Linked DNA regions of Homo sapiens: region 2 is linked to region 1. Evidence: read pairs that join two places in POLR2A ChIA-PET (ENCODE). Cell type or tissue: GM12878. All regions are shown on one strand. Each heading gives the region's core, and the rest is flanking DNA. Links, peaks and the distances in the headings are about the cores only.

What was found. Peaks named below come from ENCODE experiments on the same cell type or tissue, not always from the same donor. Only the 100,000 strongest peaks of a DNase experiment are listed, where the experiment ranks them.
Region 2: POLR2A ChIA-PET joins it to region 1 with 10 read pairs; 8 of 35 experiments call an interaction of 5 or more read pairs at or near these places.

What each region holds. Positions count from the first base shown.
Region 1 is chr5:131,204,883-131,215,879 of GRCh38, forward strand. It overlaps LOC124901061 (a long non-coding RNA gene), which reads right to left. Exons shown (of 2, transcript XR_007058932.1): 2 at 4,386-5,271. It overlaps LYRM7 (LYR motif containing 7), which reads left to right. Exons shown (of 5, transcript NM_181705.4): 5 at 1-546. It also overlaps a transcript of CDC42SE2 not described here. Among named protein-coding and RNA genes, the nearest start is that of LYRM7, 39 kb to the left of the region's middle. RefSeq lists an enhancer at 7,869-8,008. In GM12878, for the core only: no CTCF peak of the experiment used is centred there; DNase peaks (open chromatin) are centred at 4,689 and 5,411; H3K4me3 peaks cover 2,669 bases; H3K27ac peaks cover 3,689 bases.
Region 2 is chr5:131,279,150-131,290,146 of GRCh38, forward strand. All of the region lies in intron 1 of CDC42SE2 (CDC42 small effector 2), which reads left to right. Among named protein-coding and RNA genes, the nearest start is that of CDC42SE2, 21 kb to the left of the region's middle. RefSeq lists an enhancer at 10,120-10,179. In GM12878, for the core only: no CTCF peak of the experiment used is centred there; no DNase peak of the experiment used is centred there; H3K4me3 peaks cover 1,124 bases; H3K27ac peaks cover 2,454 bases.

The DNA.
Region 1 (10,997 bases), core at 2,484-7,483:
TTTAGGGAAGGAAGCAGTAAGTGAGAACTTTTATTCTATTTACTCCTGCACGTTTAAATATTGTTTACAGTGAGTATATCAACATGTAAGTGTTAAAAGACAATAAGCTACTAGTGATTTTTAATATAAAATTAACTATAAAATATTTTAAATATTAGCAAATAATATAGCACACTCATGAACCTAATTCCCACATTTGATAGTTGTTACATTTTGCCATGTTTGTTTAAAGGTCTAAGTCATAAAATCTTATAAAGCTAAACCCCACCCTTCTCTTTCTCCTCTCTCTCCAGGATAATTACTGTTTTATAGTTTGTGGATATCATTCCCTTACTTGTGTTTATACTTTTACCAAGTGTGTATGTATTCAAAAAACAGTTGTTTTGTGATTTTAAAATGTAAATGAATGGCGTTATGCTCCATGTATTCTGCAACTTTTCATCATACATTAGGTTTTGGCGATTTAGCCATAATTTGGCATGAATTCAGGTCTTTTAAGTTTTATTCCATTGTAAGAATAAACAAGTTTGTTCATTCATGTCTCCATTGATGAGTGATAGTATTGTCTCCAGTTTTTTTATGTTGCAAACCAATTTGCAAAAAACTCTGGCACATAGATTTTTACACCCAAGAAAAAGTTTACCTGGACATACACCAAGGAGCAGAACTGTTGAGTCCTAGCGTATGTGCATATTCAGCTTTTCCAGAAATTTCTAAATTGCTCTTTAAAATAGTTGTACCAGTTTACATTCCAATCGACAGTGTGTGAAAGGTCCCATTTCCCCACATCCTCACTGTTATGTATGATTTTTCTCATTGTCAAACTAATGGATATAAAATGGTATATTGTTTTAATTTGCATTTCTTAATTACTGGGGAGGCAGATCATCTTGTCATATGTTTATTGGCCATTATGGTTTCCCATTATGAATGTGTGTCTCTATCTTTTGTCCTCTTTTCTCTGTTGGGTTGTCTGGCTTTTTCTAACCAATCCTTTATATATTCTGGATACTAGTCCTTTGTTAATTATCTTTTTCCAATATGTGGCTTGTCTTTTAGTTTATGATAAACTTGACTGGGCTAAGGGATGCCCATATAGCTGGTAAATATTATTTCTGTGGTGTCTGTGAGGGTGTTTCTAGAAGAGATTAGCATTTCACTTGGTAGTCTCAGTAAAGAATGTCACTCTCACCAATGTGGGTGGGCATCATCCAAGTTTTTGAAGTCCAGACTAGAATCAAACGGATGAGGAAGGTCAAATTTGCTCTCTCTGCTTGAACTAAGACATCTATCTACTGATATCACTGCTCCTGGTTCTCAGGCTTTCAGGCTAAGACCAGGACTTACACTGTCAGCTCCCAGTTCTCAGGCCTTTGGACTCAAGCTAAATTATGCCACCAGTTTTCCTGGTTCTTCAACTTGCACATGGAAGACTGTTAAACTTCTTAGCGTCTATAACTGTGTGAGCCAATAGCTTTAATGGATTTCCTCTATCAGTCAATACATAGGTATAAATATACATATATCCTATTGATTCTCTTTCTCTGGAGACCTTGACTAATAACTATGTTGAAAACAGAGTAGGTTTGTTAAGACAGAGGAGTTCTGGACATGTCTTGATTGAGATGTTTATCAGATATCGAAGTGGAGATGTTAAAAGGACATTGGATATAACATCTGGAGTTCAGTACGTGATCTGAGCTGGAGATATAAATTTCAGATTTATTAGCATAGATAAAATACTTAAAATCATGACATTGGGTGATATCATCAACAATCTATTATAGATAAGAAGAAAGGTCAAAAATTAGGTCCTGGGGTGCTCTGATGTTAACAGATTAAGGGAACAAGGAGCAACAAACACAAGAGACAGAAAAGGTAAGGTAAGGATGAATGAAAGATAGGATTAAAACGAGGAGAATATAGAGCAAAAGTTGGCAAACTATAGCTCACAGAGACCAAATCTGACTTGCTGCCTTTTATTTGTTTACATATTGTCTATGGCTGTTTTCACACTGTAGTCAGTACAGGCAGAGCTGAGTAATTGCAAAAGAGATTATAAGGTCCTCAAAGTTTAGAGTTGCTATCTGGCCCTTTACAGAAAAAGTTGGCTAATCTCTGGTATAGAGTCCTGGAAACCAAGTTTCATTGAAGAGGAAATGATACCCTTTGCCAAATGCTACTGAGAGGCCAAGTAAGATTTAGATTAAAACTTGCCTGTTGGATTTAGCAACATGGAGGTAACTGATGACTTTGGCAAGACAGTTTCAGTGAAACAACTGGAGAGACTCTGAAGGCTCATGTTGATTTTCCCCCAAATTAATCTCTACATTGACTGTAATTGCAATTAAAATTCCAGTAAGATTTAAGGAACTAGTAAAACTCAAAAATGTATGAGGAATAATAAAGGTCCATAAATAGCTAAATCAGTCATAACAAAGATTAAAATTAGGTCTCCATATCCAAAAAAACTTTAATCCATACCTCATACCATACCCAAAAATTAAATAAAAATCAATATTTAGAACTAAATGTAAAACCTATGTGAACCCCCAAAATTTGAGACAGGTCTCAGTTAATTTAAAAAGTTTATTTTGCCAAGGTTGAGGATGCATGCTCATGACACAGCCTCAGGAAGTCCTGATGCTATGTGCCCAAGGTAGTCAGGACAAAACTTGGTTTTATACATTTTAGGGAGACATGAGACATCAATCCATGAGAGACAAAGGCAGCATTCTTTTGAGTTTCTGATTAGCCTTTCCAAAAGAGGCAATCAGATATGCATTTATCTGAGTGAGCAGAGGGATGACTTTGAATAGGATGGGAGGCAGGTTTGCCCTAAGCAGTTCCCAGCTTGAATTTTCGCTTTAGCTTAGTGATTTTGGAGGCCTAAGATATTTTCCTTTCACACCTAAAACTACAAAACTGCTTGAAGTAAACGAGAAAAATCTTTGTGACCTTTTTTAGGAAAAGATTTTTTAGATACAATGCTAAAAGCATAATATATTTTTAAAAAACTGAACTTCATAAAAATCTTTTGCTCTGTAAAAGTAACTATTAAGAGAATGAAAATGCAAGCCACAGACTTTGAGAAAATATTTATAAATTGTGTATCTGATAACTTTTACCCACAATATATAAAGAACTTTCAATAATAAGAAAACAACCCAATTTTAAAAATAGATAAATATTTGAACAGACACTTCCTCCAAAAAGATACTTAAGTGGAAAATAAGCATATGAAAAGTTGTTCAACATCATTAGTCACTGGAAATTAAAAATTACAATGAAATACTACTATATACCTATTAGAATGGCCAATATTAGAATGGCTGACCATACCAAATGTTGGCAAGTCTTATGCCTCAGCCTCCTTAGTAGCTGGGATTACAGGCATATGTCACCACACCTGGCTAATTTTTGTATTTTTAGTAGAGATGGGTTTCACCATATTGTCCAGACTCATCTCAAACTCCTGACCTCAAGTGATCCATCTGCCTCGGCCTCCCAAAGTGCTCAGATTACACGCATGAGCCACCACGCCCGGCCTGGAATTTTCATAAATTGGTGATGGGAATGTAAAATAGCAGAACAACTTTGGAAAACTGTTCACCTTCTTTCCTTTTTTTTTTTTTTCTTCTGAGACAGAGTCTTGCTTTGTCACCCAGGCTGGAGTGCAGTGGCACAATCTCAGGTCACTGCAACCTCCACCTTCCGGGTTTAAGCAATTCTCCTAACTCAGCCTCTTGAGTAGTTGGGATTACAGGTGCATGCCACCACACCAGGCTAATTTTTATTTTTATTTTTATTTTTTGTATTTTTAGTAGAGACAGAGTTTCGCCATGTTGGCCAGGCTGGTCTCAAACTCCTGACCTCATGATCTGCCCACCTTGGCCTCCTAAAGTGCTGGGATTACAGGCGTAAGTCACCGTGCCCGGCTGTTCAGTTTCTTAAAAAGTTAAACACATACCTCACATATAATCCAAATTTTCTACTCCTAGTATTTACCTAAGAAAAATGAAATAATTTTCTATACAAAGATTTATTTATAGTAGCTTTATTTGAAATGGCCAGAAACTGGAAACAACCCAAATATCATCAACAGATGAAGGGATAAATTGTGATATATCCATACAAATCCAAACCATGGAATACTTCTGAGGAATAAAAAGAAACGGCAGTAGCTACATGCAATGTCATGGATGAATCTCAAGATATTTATCCTGAGTGAAAGAAACCAGACCAAAAAAGAAAGGTGTATGTATATTGTATGACTCCCATTTATATGAAATTTTAGAAACTACAAACTAATTCATAGTGTTACTGGCAGGTGCCCTGGATTCTTGCAATCCCCCAGTATAGAAATCAAGAGAGATCACCAAACATAGCAGCAAAGGAAACTTTATTCAGCTTGTGCACAAGAAGCCAGCACCATGAAAGCAAAAGGAATGGGCTGCCTCCTGAGGGTAGCGTGTGGATTAGTTTTAATGAGTCTCTCTCTAGGGAAGGGTTGGGTCAGGGCATGTATGGGAGGGTTTTTTCTAGCACTTGCACAGTGGCTCTACATGCTTCTTCATACATCCTATGTAGCATTAGCATTTTAAATCTTCATGCCCTGGGTGTGATTGTTAGCACTGAAATGAGGAAGGGGTAACTGTAGGTTGGAGATGATGTCTAACTGCACATGCAGAGCCCTGGGGAAGTCCCTAGCTCCCTGAGGGAGGAAGTTGTTTTTAACAGTTTCTTAGGCGTTTTGTTACTAATTGGCTGAGAGGTAAGCTAGCACTTAAGCTTAAGGGGCTTTTGTTCTTTTCCTCCAGACCACATTAAAACGGAACCAACCCGCCTATCTGTCTCAACAGTGACAGAAAGCAGAACAGTGGTTTCCAAGAGATGAGGGCAGGGGGACAGGTGGGTGAGAGGAATTAAAAATGAGCATGAGGAAATTTGGAGAGGATGTTATAGTTTGGATATTTGCTACCCTCAAATCTCATGTTGAAATGTAATCCCATTGTTGGAGGTGGGGACTGGTAGGAGGTGTTTGGATCACAGGCATGGATCCCTCATGCATGGCTTAGCACCATCACCTTGGTGATGAGTGTGTTCTCGCTCTGGTAGTTCATGAGAGACCTAGTTGTTTAAAACAGCTTGGCACGTCTCCCCATCTCTGTTGCTCCTGCTCTTGCCCTGTGATAAGCCGGCTCCCTCTTCATCTTCTTTCATGAGGCCTCATCAGAAGTGGAGCAGATGCTGGTGTCATGCTTGCACAGCCTGCAGAATGGTGAGCCAATTAAACCTCTTTTCTTTATGAATTACCCAGCCTCAGGTATTCCCTTATAGCAACACAAACAGACTGATACAGAGGTGCTGGAGGCAATTTATTTTAACATATTTGTCAATCTCCTTAAATTTAGTTCCACCTTGCTTTTAACCACTTCCTTCTGTTAGTCATTAACTTTTCACTTTACACTAAATGCTTACTAAAATATAATTACACATTCAACATTTTCTTTGTTCACCACTGCTTCTTGAATCCTTCTTCCTTTTTGAATTCAATTTCCTCCTTCTTGAAGTACATTCTTAATAGTTCTTTCAGTGAAACTGTCCCTAAAAATATTTATCTTCACCCTTACTCCTGAATAATAGTTTGGTATAGAATTCCACATAGGCTTTATTTTCCTTTAACACTTCACAGATAATATTGCATTATCTTTTACCCTCTCATTTTGCTGCTGAAAAGTCTATTATCTCTTTGCAAATCCTTTTGGCTAATCCACCTTTTCTTTATGATTGCTTGTAAGATTTTTGTCTTTTCTTTGGTATTCTAGGTAGAGGTTTTATTTTTATTTATCCCACTCAACACTTGGTCTACTTCATCTTACTGAGGATTTATGTTGTGCATCAATTCTAGAAATTTCTCATCCATTTTCAAATACTACCTCACAAAAACTCTCTAGTCTTTTTTTGTGTGTGTGAGATGGATTCTCACTCTGTTGCCCAGGCTGGAGTGCAGAGGCGGGATCTCAGCTCACTGCAACCTCTGCCTCCCAGTTCAAGTGATTCCCCTGCCTCAGCCTCCTGAGTAGCTGGGACTACAGGTGTGCACCATCACGCCCAGCTAATTTGTGTATTTTTAGTAGAGATGAGGTTTTGCCATGTAGGCTAGGCCATCTTGAATTCCTGATCTCAAGTGATCCGCCCTCCTCGGCCTCCCAAAGTGCTGGGATTACAGATGTGAGCCACCGCGCCCTGCCATCTCTATTCTTTCATACAAGAATTCTTGTTAGACACCTCTCATTGTGCTTCATTCTGGTTAATTTACTTAATTTCACAAATTTGGTACCTGCTGTAATTCACTACTCTCCTCAGTTGTGTCTAATCAGCTGTTTATCCACCCCATGTATTTCTCATTTAATTTCATAAATCTCATTTAATTTTATTTTTTAATTGCTACATTATTAGAAATAAGTTGTTAGGAAAATTCATTGTTCCTTTTTCGCAGTGATTTGTTTAATTTTGGTTCCTCATTTATTTCACCATTTAAAGATTCTAATTTTATACTTTCTTTCAGAATGTCCTAACCTATCAAGTACTACATGGTCAATACTCCTCTTTGTTCACCTCACATTCTTTCCTCATGTGTCTTGTCATTTTTTATTGTGGGTACATCTTGAATGGCAATTGTTAATTCTATGAAGATACATTGAGTTGTGGATTGTGGGAACGTCCCTCCAAATAGATTTTGTGCATGCCTTTGCTAGGCACCCTGAGGGTATCTTGGAGATTTCCATACCACACAAATCATTTAAAATTAAATTGCCTGGTGCAGTGGCTCATGCCTGTAATCCCAGAACTTTTGGAGGACGAGGCAGGAGGATTGCTTGAGCCCAGGATTTCAAGACCAGCCTGGGCAACATGGCAAAACCCCATGTCTACAAAAAAAATTTAAAAATGAGCCGGGCTCGGTGGCACGTGACTGTAATCTCCGCTACTGGGGGGCTGAGGTGGGAGGATCATTTGAGCCCAGGGAGGTGGAGGCTGCAGTGAGCCATGATGGCACCACTGGACTTCACAGTGAGCCATGATGGCACCACTGGACTTCAGCCTGGGTGACAGAGTGAGACCCTAGCTCAAAAAAATAAATAAAAAGTAAAGTAAAATAAATTTATTTAATTAAATTTAAATAATTTAAATCACCACATGTGTGGCAGGGTTTTTTTCTGTTTTTTTGTTTTTTTGTTTTGAGACGGAGTGTCACTCTGTCACCCAGGCTGGAGTGCAGTGGCGCGATCTTGGCTCACTGCAACCTCTGCCTCTTGGGTTCAAGCGATTCTCCTGTCTCAGCCTCCTGAGTAGCTGGGACTACAGGAGCCTGCCACCACGCCCAGCTAATTTTTGTATTTTTAGCAGAGACGGGGTTTTACTGTATTGGTCAGGCTGGTCTCGAACTCCTGACCTCAGGTGATCCATCCGCCTTGGCCTCCCAAAGTGCTGGGATTACAGGCGTGAGCTACTGTGCCCTCCATGGTGTGGCAATTTTTATCTCTCACCAGTGATTTTTTTCCCCTACCCAAAGTCCCTGGAACCTTGCTGTCCTTAGGCTTATGGGTAGAGTTTCTCATTCCCCTTTCATGGCACTTACAGGTCCTAGCTTTACACCAAGCCAAAAACTTAGTTCTACTCTCTGCTACACTCACCACTTACGGATATGTGTAGCTGTTAGGGTTTATTTCTAAGTTCCCTAATTACCTCCAGGACTACATCAGTGTCAGTGTACAGTTACACACCACTTTGGCTTTCAGATCTCTTTTCTTTCTGGCATATGGGGATTTCCTTTCTTGTGAGTTCAGCCATGTAGTACGTGCCAGAATACAAAGAAATAACAAAAGATTAGTGGGGTCATGTTAAAAGGACACGGAGGTCAGATTGAAGGAAGACTTGCTGATCAAACAAGGGACAATTTATGCATCAAAAATAATAATGACCATGATAGACCAGCACATTGTATAAAAAAAAATAATAATCCGGCTGGGCATGGTGGCTCACACCTATAATCCCAGCACTTTGGAAGGCCAAGGTGGGTGGATCACCTGAGGTCAGGAGTTCAAGACCAGCCTGACCAATATGGTGAAACCCCGTCTCTACTAAAAATGCAAAATTAGCCAGGCATGGTGGTACATGCCTGTAATCCCAGCTACTACACGGGAGGCTGAGGCAGGAGAATCACTTGAACCCAGGAGGCAGAGGTTGCAGTGGGCCGAGCTCGTGCCATTGCACTCCAGCCTGGGCAACAAGAGCGAAACTCCCATCTCAAAAAAATATAATAATAATAATCCATTAGTTCATAAAGATAGAGAGAGAGGGAAAAGGGGGGAAAGCTCTTTTTTGTTCTCCAACTTTTAACTTTACTCTAGCTTTGAAGTTTTTCAAAATAAAATATTGGAGGAAATTAAAATTAAATCTCATACATAATTTTGTTGTGGGTAGGGTTCTATTAACTTAGTCTACATGTTGCCAAACTCAGAATTCCAGATACCAATTATTTTTTTCTTTTTATTTTCTTTATTATTGTTATTATTATTTTGAGACAGGGCATTGCTCTATCACTCAGGGTGGAGTGCAGTGGCACAGTCGTGGCTCACTGCGGCCTTAACCTCCTGGGCTCAAGTGATCCTCCTGCCTCAGCCTCCCAAGTAGCTGGGACTACAGGTGCACACCACCACACCTGGGTAATTTTTCTTTTAGTTTTGTAGAGACAGGGTCTCACTATGTTGCCTAGTCTGGTCTTGAACTCCTGACCTCAAGTGATTCTCCCACTTCAGCCTCCTAAAGTTCTGGGATTACAGGCATGAACCACTGCACCCAGCCTGGATACTGATTCTTTTTGAAGAAAGCAAGTTTCTAATATGTCTTTCTGGCAATTCATTGTTAATATCTCTAGTCTTCTGAGGATAAGAAATCTTACTCAATGAAACCTGATTTGGGCCTTTAGGGCTTTTTTTTCTGCTATAATCTTTTCCCCAATTTCGACTGAATGCAATCTCTCCATTTATTCAACCAAGATTAACTGAATACTTGACCAGGGTCAGTCTCAAAGATAGGTGCTAGTGATTCAAAGACAAGACAGTTTAGGGTGGAAGACCAGCAAGGAAGTAGGCAATTGCAATGAAACTAGTGCTAATTAGCAACTAAATACAGTGTTTTAAAAATATAAAAATAATGTATTAGAACAAGCTTTGTAAAATATAATAAAAACACAGTATGATGTATTTTTAGTGTCTTAAAGAAATAACCAGGTATGAAATAAATCACACCTAACACCATTTTAAAAAATGTCAGTTGGAGATCAGTGTGGTGACATGTGCCTGTAGTCCTAGCTACTCAGGAGGCTGATTCCTTGAGCCCAGGGAGTTCAAGTCCACAGTGAGCTGTGATCACATCTGAGAATAGTCACTGCATTCCAGCCTGGGCAACACAGTGAGACCATATCTCCAGAAGAAAAAAAATTAAAAATATATAAATTGGAAAGAGAAACACAGGATTTTGTTTGTGAGGGAGGAGTACTTTGAGGGATGTTAGGCTTCCTGCCACAAACTGCTCTATGTAGCCTTTTTTTTCCCCTCTTATCTTTTACTCTGGCAATGGAACAGTAAAAAATCTACTATTTTAGATAGGATTCCCAGAGAAACAGACTGATGTAGAGATTTATACACAGGAGCTTTAAATTAGGGAGTCCTCTCAGGAAGGGAGGGAAGCAAGATTGGAGGAAGTAGTTGAATTTCAGTGCAGCTGCAGTGGGGGCCTGGAGCTGAAATAGCCTTCAGAATTGTTCTGAATTGAGGCAAGGGGACCAGGCTTTTGTTCCCTGGCATTGAGGGCAGGCCTGCCCCAGGGAAGAGACGTAACCTTGGTGAGACCATTCCCATCAGTGGGGCAACTCTTAGAAAGAGCCATAGCTGTCAGCTTCTGCAGCCAACACTCTCAGGAGCTAGGGAAATAAATGCCTGTTTCTGAAGGGGACATCTGGATAGTGCACAGAATTCACTATACCAAATAAGGCTTTTCCATAATTAGCTCAAATTGCTGAAGCAGGAGAAGCAAAACTGTAAAGCTGAGTGTTTCTCTTCTGGTCAGTAAGGACCTCAGGGACAGTCTGTTACCTACTCAAACCAAAAGAAAAATGACAAATCCATTCAAAAAGAACTAATTCCAAGCTGAGATTCAAGGTGAGTTCATTAAATAAATGTCAGTTTAGCATCACCCGGAGAAAAGTCCACCAAAGAGGGAGAAGGAGACTGAATTCTAGTCACAGCTGTGTCGCTGAAAATAGGTCTCTGAACAAAGCATTGATCATTCCTGGGCTTCTGTTTCTTTTCCTGTAAAATGAGAAGTCTGGACTAGATGATGCATTAGTTAGAATTATTTTAATTGCAAGTAACAGATACTCGTTTTAGCTAGCGTTAAAAAGAAAAGAGAGAGAGAAAAGAATGGAGGAATTGGTTTAAAGAATAAACCTGTGTCTTGTAGACCTACGTGTTGGAGCTGGGCTGACAGAACCATCTGGAATGCTATGAGCAGTCTAGGGATGCCCTTCACCCCTTACCTCTGCTCTTTTGTCATTCTTCACTATTGCTGCAGTCCACCTTAGTCTGTTTTTTAGTTTACATGATGAAAACAGCTACTGACAGTCGCTCCTGAGTTTTCAACTCCTCTGCTCAGTAGAGCAGCCACACTCAAGCTAAAATCTCTTTATCTGAATTCTGTGTTGTCTGAGAACAGAGTTCATTGGCCTTGTTTAAATCAAGAGAACGACCTCTCATTCAAAAACCTGTGTCTAGAAAAGGAACTCAGTGGAGAAGTTTCCAGAAAAGATTTAGAGGAATGTTTGGCAACCAAGATGTTCACTGTGTTATCTATACAATCCTCTATTTTATTAAAGAATTAACTACTTAAGTAATAAGATTTAATTACTTTCTCACTGCTCTTGAAGTGATGCT
Region 2 (10,997 bases), core at 3,435-8,434, 75 kb after region 1:
TATGGTGGTCAGTGGAGTTATATCAGTGCTTTTACCTTCTTTTTCAAAGTTATGTTCTCTTTACATCTGATGATTACTTCTAGATTCATTTATTGCATAAAATGTGCTATTTATATGTTTGTATATTGTTTAACTGTGTATCTAATAGTTCATTCCAAAGCAGGCACAAAAGATCTTCAGATCCTCTGACAGAGTGTTCTTGGTTTTACTGCTTATGCTAAATAAGATTATTGAAAGGCGTTACTTTTCTGGTCAAGAAAGCAGAACTGATTCAGTTTGTTATATAGCATTTTCTCAGCCCTCCCCCCCCCCCTTTCAGAATAATTTACATAAATACTCCTGAGTTCAATTTTTTTTAACTTTTTTTTCTGCTTTTACTTATTACCCTTTAAGTGCTTGCTTACTTTCTCTGATAATTTACTTTCTTCTACTCTGTGATTTCTTTTACAAATCAATGAAATGGTGTTGTCTTGTTTTCTCAAGTTTTTTCCTGTTACCTTTCCTGTGGTCACCTGGACATTCCAGTCCGTTTTCCACACTCTCCCTCTACCTTCTCCCCCAGTTCTTTAAAGAGACACAAAGTTACAGGCAGCATTTTCTGACTGGAGAAAAATTATTGTTTAAAAATTGAACTCTGAGACTGGGCACAGTGGTTGGCTCACGCTTGTAATCCCGGCACTTTGGGAGGCTGAGGTGGGCGATTGCTTGAGTACAGGAGTTCGAGATCAGCCCAGGCAACAGGGTGAAACCCTATCTCTATAAAAAATACAAAAATTAGCTGGGCATGAGTGTGTTTATGACCCCAGCTCCTTGGGGGCTGAGGTGGGAGGTTGCTTGAGCCTAGGATGTCAAGGCTTCAGTGAGCTGAGCTCACACCACTGCACTCCAGCCTGGATGACAGAGCAAGACCCTGTCTCAAAGAAAAATTGAACTTAGTTGGCTCGGGAGTTTATTGGCATTTTTTGAGCAACAGTTGCTTTGTTAATTCTGAATAACTGGATTTGAACTGGTGCTACTGAATTAAAATATGGGGTCTACATTTCTTACCCTTTAACTGAAATTATTCTCTTTTATGCACACACACAAACTGTATTTAATGTAGAACATCAGAAAGTATATACAAGCTAAGGAAAAAGTTTTAATCCTACCACCCTAAAATATAATAACTAGTCAGTGGTCATGTTTTGATGAACATCCTTCCAGATACCTCAATATGAATATATGTTTTTTCACAAAATCTTACATAGACTCTGACATTTCACTTTAACGAATATTATCATAAAAGTATTACTTTTTATTACTTCAGTTTGAAAGGGTCATATTGGAAAGTGAAAATTCTGTTTGACGAGGATAAAGCTGTAGGTAAAGTTGTGATTAAAAACAATGGTGTTTATAGAGAGTAGAATGTGGTAAGTCAACTGGAGAAAAGAATTACTTTCAGCAGTAATTTTTTTCTTAAGAGCCCTCTTACCATTGCACAATAGCCTGATTGTTTTATACTAGCTGATGAAAACCATTCAGGATTCTATGTACAGCAGAATTATTTTAATAATAGCCCTAGGGTAAAATATGAGCCTGTAGATAAGTTTATATTTTTTAGTCTGTCCAAGTCCGACTGATCCTTTAATAGTAAAATAATTTTGGAAGAAAACTGTGTTTTATTGAAGGCCTTCATCTATCTGTAGTATGACAATTTTATTAGATATTGCTACCCTTTTTATGTGTGAGAATGAGGAGTGAAATAGTTCTTGGAAAAATTTTAGCATGTAAGAATTCTTATGTTAATGTTTCCTTTGATTTTTGTTTTATGAATGTGAAAAATCCTTGTGGAAGAATTGCTCATATATATTGGTATATTGCATTCTTTGGAAATCACCAGTTCCAAATTTGTCAAGTGGTTGTTTGGGTCGTTAAATAGCAATTGTAAAAGCAAATCAAAGATCCTTTAAGGATTTTTCCTTGATCACAGTGATATCCATTACCTGGGGTAGAGTAGACCGCTGATGTCTTGCCTTCATTTTTATTGTTCTTAACCTCGTCCTTTCTGTGTTGTATCACTGCTTGCTCACAAGCTCCTCCAGTCTTTTTCTCTTCAGTAGCTTTTTCTCTTACCCCCTTGTGCTACTTCCTGAATGGTGTATATGTTGCTGAAAACATTTCTCATGTGGTAAAGAAGAGTAAAGAGCAATGTAGTTGATGTGGCCTTTTCTACTGAGAAATGATGCATTTGTGGTCTACAGAAGAGACTTGACAGCCCCTAAAGAAGTGTTTTTTATCTACATTACATGTTTGTGAGTGGATATGCAAGTGCCTCTGTTGGAAGGTAAAGTGAATCTTGAAACAAATTCTAGAAAAGTGTTTAGAATTATTCCATACATTTTGCTGTTGAAAAAATAGTATTTAAAGAAAGTTTCATCTCACAGTGAATTTTTAGCCTCCTCTTTTAAGATTTATTTTGTGAACAGTGACCTTGTTTTTGTAAACTCTACTCTGAAGAAGTTTAGAAATTAGTCACACAGTAAGTGGCAGAACAAGTATTCAAAGTCTTGCCTGATTTTCCATAGTCATTTAGCTTGGAAAGCATTGTAAAGTGGCAGAAAGAATATGGACTTTGAAATTTAGACACACCTCGATTTGATCTCTAACTTTGCTGCATATTTGCTGCGTGGCAAGTTCTTACCGTTGGTGATTTTCATTTTCCTTTTCAGTTAAGTGAGAGTAATACATTTGTTAGGATTAAATGAAGTAATGCACATAAAGCATTTGGCTTGTAGAATAAGATGTTAATAAATGTTTAATTTCCTTTCAACAATACCATATCGTTTTAAAATGTCTTGGGAGCCACTTGGACATTTCACTTGAAAGTTAAGTGCCATCAGGAAACTAGAAACATGTATAACCCAGGTAGTGATCTTTCAGGGAAATTTTAATTTCCCTGTCTAAGGAGGAGAGTAGTTTTTCGGACTGTTTTAAAAATATGTGACTTAAAGGAAAGTTTTAAGGTTAAAAGCTGAAATAGAACTGAGTTAGGATGAGTTAATTATTGCTGACCAAAATTGTAAGAAAGTCCATTTCTACATTTCCTGAGAAATCGAAACATTTGTGTTATATACATAGAGAAGTCACTTTTAAAGGCTAAGAACTGACCATTTGAAAAGTTTATGATTAAGATATGGGGAGAAAGTGTTCATTTTTAAAGTAATAAACAATAGCAAGTTTCTCTTATCAGATTTAAGGTTTAAGGAATGGTGCTTGTTCAGACCTGAGTACAGTGATGACACAGGTACTAAATATGTTGTTGGAGGTAGTATAAATCTGGAACCTGTTTCAAAAGCGCTTTGGCATATTTGTGTGTATTTCCACTTCTGAGAGATTATTCTAAGGAAGTAACCTTTTTTTTTCTTCTTTGGGGGGAGAGGAGGTTATTTTCCTTCCTTAATGACACCCTAATTGAGATAATTCACATAAAAAATCACCTTTTTAAAATTATTATTATTGAGATGGAATCTTGCTCTGTCACCTAGGCTGGAGTGCAGTGGCGCGATCTCGGCTCACTGCAAGCTCCGCCTCCCGGGTTCATGCCATTCTCCTGCCTCAGCCTCCCGAGTAGCTGGGACTACAGGTGCCCGCCACCATGCCTGGCTAATGTTTTTGTATTTTTAGTAGAGACGGGGTTTCACCATATTAGCCAGGATGGTCTTGATCTCCTGACCTCGTGATGCGCCTGCCTTGGCCTCCCAAAGTCCTGGGATTACAAGTGTGAGCCACTGCACCTGGCCCTTTTTTTTTTTTTTTAAGATGGAGGTTCACTCTTGTTGCCCAGGCTGGAGTGCAGTGGTGCAGTCTCGGCTCACCGCAGCCTCCACCTCCCGGGTTCAAGCGATTCTCCTGCCTCAGCCTCCCGAGTAGATGGGATTACAGGCATGTGCCACCATGCCTGGCTAATTTTGTATTTTTAGTAGAGATGGGGTTTCTCCATGTTGTTCAGGCTGGTCTCGAACTCCTGACCTCAGGTGATCTGCCCGCCTTGGCCTCCCAAAGTGCTGGGATTACAGGCATGAGCCACTGCGCCTGGCCAAAATCACCTTTTTTACATAAGTCAGTGTTGTACAACCGTTGCTACTAATTTTATATTTTCATCACCCCAAAACAAAATGAGTAGTCATTTCTGTTCTTCCCTCCCCACATCCTCTGATAGCCGTTTACATATTTTCTCTTTCTAGATTTGCCTCTTTGGACATTTAATGTAAGTGGAATCATGCGATATGTGACCTTTTGTGTCTGGCTTTTTTCATTTAGCATAATGTTTCAAGATTTATTCATATAGCATGTATCAGTACATCATTCTCTTTTTTTTTTTTGAGATGGAGTTTCGCTCTTGTTATCCAGGCTGGAGTGCAGTGGTGTGATCTCGGCCCACTGCAACCTCTGCCTCCTGGGTTCAAGTGATTCTCCTGCCTCAGCCTCCCAAGTAACTGGGATTGCAGGCCTGTGCCACCATGCCTGGCTAATTTTGTATTTTTAATGGAGACGAGGTTTCTCCATGTTGTTCAGGCTGGTCTTGAACTCCCGACCTCAGGTGATCCGCCCATCTCGGCCTGCCAAAGTGCTGGGATTACAGGTGTGAGCCACTGCGCCAGGCCCATCATTCTCTTTTATGGCTGAATATTATTCTGTTGAATGCTTATACAGTATTTTATTTGTCCATTTATCAGTGAATGGACGTTGGGTTGTTTGCACATTTCAGTTATGAATAATGCTGCTATAAATATGAACATTCATGTACAAGTTTTTGCATGGATTTGTTTTAATTTATCTTGGGTATATATACCTAGGAGTAGAGTTGCTGGGTTGTATGGTAACTCTGTGTTTAATATTTTGCAGAACTGCTAGTCTGTTTTCTAAAGTGGCTGCATAGTTTTACGTTTCCATCAGCCGTGTAGGAAATATGTGGCCTTTTGTAATTGGCTTCTTTCACTTAGCATAATATGTTCAAGGTTTATCCATGTTGTGGTATGTATCAGTACTTCATTCCTTTTAATGGCTGAATAATGTCCCATTGCATGGATATAACACATTTATCCTTCAGAAAGCTTTTTATCCAAAAGTATTCAGTGAAGCATTAGTTATAATTTTAAAAAATTGAAAATTACCTTAATTTTTAACAAAAAAGAGTCGTTAAATTAGGTACATCTGCATATATCTTTTATTAGTAATTCATTGTAAAGGATTTCAAAGGAAAACAATTGTTAGAGTGCTAAAGTAGGATACAAAATTGTACGTGTACAACTGTTCAGTGTACCTGGTTTTGGGGGATGGTTATTAATTTCTTTATTTTTAATTTTCTTAGTCTCCTCTGTTGCCCAGGATGGAGTGCAGTAGTGTGATCATACTTGGTGTAACCTCGAACTCCAGGGCTCAAGTAAGCCTCGCACCTCAGCCTCCTGAGTAGTTAGGACTACAGGCACATGTCATCATGCCCAGCTAATTTAAAAATTTTTTTTGGTAGAGATAGGGTCTTGCTCTGTTGCCCAGGTTGGTTGTGAACTCCTGGGCTCAAGCAATCCTGTGCCTTAGCCTCCTAAAGCACTGTGATTACAGATGTAAGCTACTGGGCCCAGCCCCCAATTTAAAAATGTTTCTATATTTTCCACACTTTTTACAATGATCATATATTCCTTTTATAATCAAAGTAAAAGAATAGTTTTTTTAAATGATAATAGAGGTTGCCTATGGTGGTGTGCGCTTTAGTCCCAGCTACATGGGAGGCTGAGGTGAGAGGATTGCTTGAGCCAAAGGACTTGAGTCTAGCCTGGACAACATAATGAGACCCTATCTCTAAAAAAACAAAACCCAGACCAGGCACAGTGGCTCATTCCTGTAATCCCAGCACTTTGGGAGGACAAGGTGGGAGGATTGCTTGAGCCCTGGAGTTTGAGACCAGCTTGGACAACATAAAAAAACCCTGTCTCTGAAAAAAAAAAAAAATTGCCTGGTGAGGTGGTATACACCTTTGTCCCAGCAACTCAGGAGGCTGAGACAGGAAGATCTCTGGAGCCTGGAAGGTTGAGGCTGTAGTGAGCTCGGGTTGTGCTCCAGCCTGGGTGACAGAGTGAGACCCTGTTGCTCCCCCCGCCCCAAAATAAAACCCAAAACCGTAAAACCAACAGTAGCTGTATCTTTGTATGTTACTGATATAAATTTATTCAGCCAAGAAAAGCAGGATCATCAGTGTAAGGAGTGTTAATATTCTATATTGATTCATGATTAGCATATATTATAAATAAAATAATTTCTGACTATGGCTAAGAGAACTTTTAATTTTTCACATGGACCTAAGCATTTCAATTTATAATAGCAGTGTAGAATAATTCTTGTGTATTTGACTTCTGAAATGAGGGAGAGGAAAAATACAGGCAATGCATATTTTAAGCATAATGAACAGTATTGTTTCTTTCAGAGCTCCTTGCAAGAAACAAACTCTATTCTAGGATTTTTAGGCAGAAAGATATCTTATGGTAGGCAATTTGGTACTTACAAAATCATTGCATGGTCTGGAAGAGCTGGAATCAGAGGGTTATCACTAGATTAATATATTCAAGAACATAAGCCCATAGCTGTGACTGAGAGGTCAGGAAACAAACTGGTAAGTAGTCATAGGAACACTGAATCTGGTACCACAGCTTCTTCCAGTTGCCTTTATATCTGGTGAGTAGAGTTAGGCTATCACAATTGTTTCTAAACCTTCTTTGTGTCATTGCTCACCACTTAAATCAGCAACAGAAAGATAGCTTCCATTATCACTTCTGCTTTACAAATCTCATAAGAGGCTGTCTAACTAGCAGAACCTTGTTTGCATTTCCAATACTAACTGTAAAGGAAAGTCTGGGAAATGTAGCTTTTTTTTTTTTTTTTTGGTTGGGGGGACAGGGTCTCACTGTGTCACCCATGCTGGAGTGCAGTGACATGATCTTGGCTCACTGCAGCCTCAACCTCCTGGGCTCAAGCAATCCTCCTGGGCCCAAGCAGTCCTCCCCGGCTCAAGAGGTCCTCCTTAGTAGCTGGGACTATAGGTGCTCATCACCACACCCAGCTAATTAAAAAAATTGTTTTTTGTGGAGATGGGATCTCACTGTATTGCCCAGTCTGGTCTTGAACTCCTGGGCTTAAGTGATCCTCCTGCCTTGGCCTCTCAAAATGCTGGGATTATAGGCATGAGCAAATGCACCTGGCCAGTTTTTTTTTTTTTTTTTTTTTTTAAATAAAGCATTCCTGCCCTTGACGTACAAGAAGGCACGTATAGGGAGTGGTGAGAGGGAATGAATGCCAACTATTTCATGACTAGCCTTCAGAAGCCTCTGTTTACTAGGTAATAAGGCTTTATACTCAGCGTACAGTTGACCCTTGAACAACATGGGTTTGAACCGTGCAATTCCACTTACATGTAGGCTTTCTTTAGCCTCTGCCACCCCTGAGACAGCGAGACCAACCCCTCCTTTTCCTCCTTCTCTTCAGTCTACTCAACTTGAAGATGATAAGGATGAAGACTTTATGATGATCTACTCCACTTAATGAATAGTAATTATATTTTCTCTTCTTTATGATTTTCTTAACATTTTCTTTTCTCTAGCTTAATTTATTGTAATAATACAATATATAATACATATACTAGATACATGTTAATGGACTGTTTCTGTTAATGTAAGGCTCCTGGTCAGCAGTAGGCTATTAACTTTTGGGAGTCAAAAGTTACTTGCAGATTTTTGATGGAGTGAGGGGCTGACAGGTTGCCGGGACCATAATCCCTGTGTAGTTCATGGGTCAACTGTATTTTATTTACTATTTTATTCTATTTTATTTTTTTAGATGGAGTTTTGCTCTGTCGCCCAGGCTGGAGTGCAGTGGCGCAATCTTGGCTGACTGCAACCTCTGCCTCCTGGGTTCAAGCGATTCTCGTGCCTCAGTCTCCCAAGTAGCTGGGATTATAGGGGCCCGCCACCATGCCCAGCTAATTTTTGTATTTTTAGTAGAGACTGGGTTTCACCATGTTGGCCATGCTGGTCTCAAACTCCTGACCTCAGGTAATCCACCCGCCTTGGCCTCCCAAAGTGCTGGGATTACAGGCGTGAGTCACCTCGCCCGGCCTTGGGTCAGCTGTATTTTAAAGGTGGTAAGGTTAACAATATTCAACTTAGATTTGATTTGTTCAGAAATTTTTCTTTTCTTTTAATCTGAACCATTGATGTTCTATTTTCATAATGTGTCAGTTGTAGTGTTTCATTGGAAGTAAATGGATGTTTGTAGAATTTTTTTTCTTTTTCTTTTTTTTTTTTGAGACAGGATCTCACTCTGATGCCCAGGCGAGTGCAGTGGCACGATCATGTCTCACTGCAGCCTCAACTTCCTGCGGTCAGGTGATTCTCCCACCTCAGCCTCCCAAGTCGGTGGGACTATAGGTGTGTGCCACCATGCCCAGCTTTTTTTTCTTTTTTTTTGCATTTTTTTGTAGAGATGGGGCTCCGCCATGTTGCCCAGGCTGGTCTCGAACTACTAGGTTCCAGTGATCCGCCCTCTTCGGCCTCCCAAAGTGTTGGAATTACAGGTGTGAAGCACCATATCCTACCGAAATTTTCTTTGTAGTGTGTTTCTCTTTGGATTGAATAGGTAAAATATTGCCAATAGATGTAAAAGTCTCCATACTTTTTTCCCTAATAGTTGGGCTTTTATAGAATTGAATTAATATGTAATTTTTTTTCTTTTATTATTTGATTATTTTACCTCCATTTATTATTTTGTCAAAAATGGGAGAAGTGGCCGGGCGTGGTGGCTCACACCCATAATCCCAGCACTTTGAGAAACGGAGGCAGGTGGATCGCATGAGCCCAGGAGTTTGAGACCGGCCTGGGCAAAATAGTGAGACTCTATCTCTATCAAAAAAGTAAATAAATAAATTAGCTTGGCATGGTGGTCCCAGCTACTTAGAAGGATTGCTTAAGCCCCGGAGGTTGAGGCTACAGTGGGTCATGATCATCCCACTACACTCCAGCCTGGGTGACAGAGGGAGACCCTGCCTCAAAAAAAAAAAAAATTGTGGTAATGTTTAAAAATAGTATGTGAACTAGTAAATGCAACTTTTCCTCTTATAATGTGGAATCAAGATGTTACACTTTTTAGTTCCTGATAAAATAAAGTTTTGAGAATGCTAGAAGATACTTAAGTGTAATTTTTTTATCTGAAGATATTTCTACCTCCCAAGTTTCATGAAATATCAGCCTATTGAGTAGTTTCAGTATGGTGAGTGTCTCATTAAAAAGCCATATGCTAAATAACTTCCAAATACTGTAATTTCGATTCCTTTTTTTTTAGAGAGAGCCTCACTCTATGGTCCAGGCTGAAGTGCAGTGGTGCAGTCATACCTCACTACAGCCCCAAACCCCTGGCTTCAGATGATCCTTCTGCCTCAGTATCTGAGATAGCTGGGAATATAGGTTTGAGCCACTGGGCCTGGTAGATTCTTCACTAAGTATTTGAGAGCAAATTAGGGATTTTTAGCTTCTGGTACCATTTGTTGCTTGCAACAGAAAGTTAGGTTGACCTGGAAACTTAACTGCTTTAGAGATACCTACTGACTACTTTGGCAAGGACCTGGAAACTTAACTGCTTTAGAGATGCTATTGACTACTTTGGAGGAGCAAGGAATGAGGCTTTGGTATAGACATTTTCAGGCACTGAAATTTAAGGGTTGTTGTTGTTCCTTCTACCCCCACCACTTTTCAAATTGATTACTTTTCTTTGATCAGTATTATTTATTAATAGTATTCTGTGTCAGCAAGTTAGGGTAATTGTTAAATGTTTTGGCTCCTGTATTCTATACATTTTTTTTGTAAAAACTGCTTAATACATTTTAGAGCTGACATTAATGTTTTTCATCATAAGTTTAAAAGGTTGCAAAAGATTTAGTTTCTGGTGTATTGTCTGTTGTATATGTTTTTACATAATGTATTGACTAAGATCTTGACCTTAAAGTGATTTTGGTTATTCACTTTAATGGGAAGTACTGCTATAAAATCTAATTGCTGGTCCTCATAGTCAAACCAGCCAAATGGAGTATGTTTTCTCATCAGAAGTGGTTTTATTTTTAATTCTAAGAAACACATCGGTACCTGCACTCAGTGACTTTCACTTTCTACTTCTAAGACAGGTTGATAAAGCAAGGAGTCATGTCAAGAGTTTGTAGCATAGGCCGGGTGCAGTGGCTCACGCCTGTAATCCCAGCACTTTGGGAGGCCGAGGCGGGTGAATCACGAGGTCAGGAGATCGAGACCATCCTGGCGAACATGGTGAAACCCTGTCTCTACTAAAAAATACAAAAAATTAGCTGGGCGTGGTGGCACGCGCCTGTAGTCCCAGCTACTCTGGAGGCTGAGGCAGGAGAATGGCATGAACCCAGGAGGCAGAGCTTGCAGTGAGCTGAGATCGCACCACTGCACTCCAGCCTGGGTGACAGAGCGAGACTCTGTCTCAAAAAAAAAAAAAAGAGTTTGTAGCATAAGGCATCATTTCTTTCAGTATTTCTTGTTTTGCTCACATGAGACTTTTCCCCAGTCTCTCCCAATTGTCCTTTTGGTGCATTGGAGATTTCTTGAGGTAAGGAACATGTTAAAACTTGAGATGAATAAGAGAAATGACTTTTTTTTTTTCCTTCTTAGAAACAGGGACTCGCTCTGTCACCTAAGCTGTAGTAGAGTGGCACAGTCATAACTCACTACTGCAGCCTCAAACTCCTGGGCTCAAGTAGTCCTTTTGCCTCAGCCTTTTGAGTAGCTAGGATCACAGGTGCGTGCCACCATTCTTGGCTAATTATTTTATTTTACTTTTGTAGAGACAGGGTCTCACTATGTTGCCCAGGCTGGTCTTCACCTCCTGGCCTAAAGTGATCCTCCTGCCTCCACCTCCCAAAGTGCTACGATTATAGGTGTGAGCTACTGTGTCTGGCC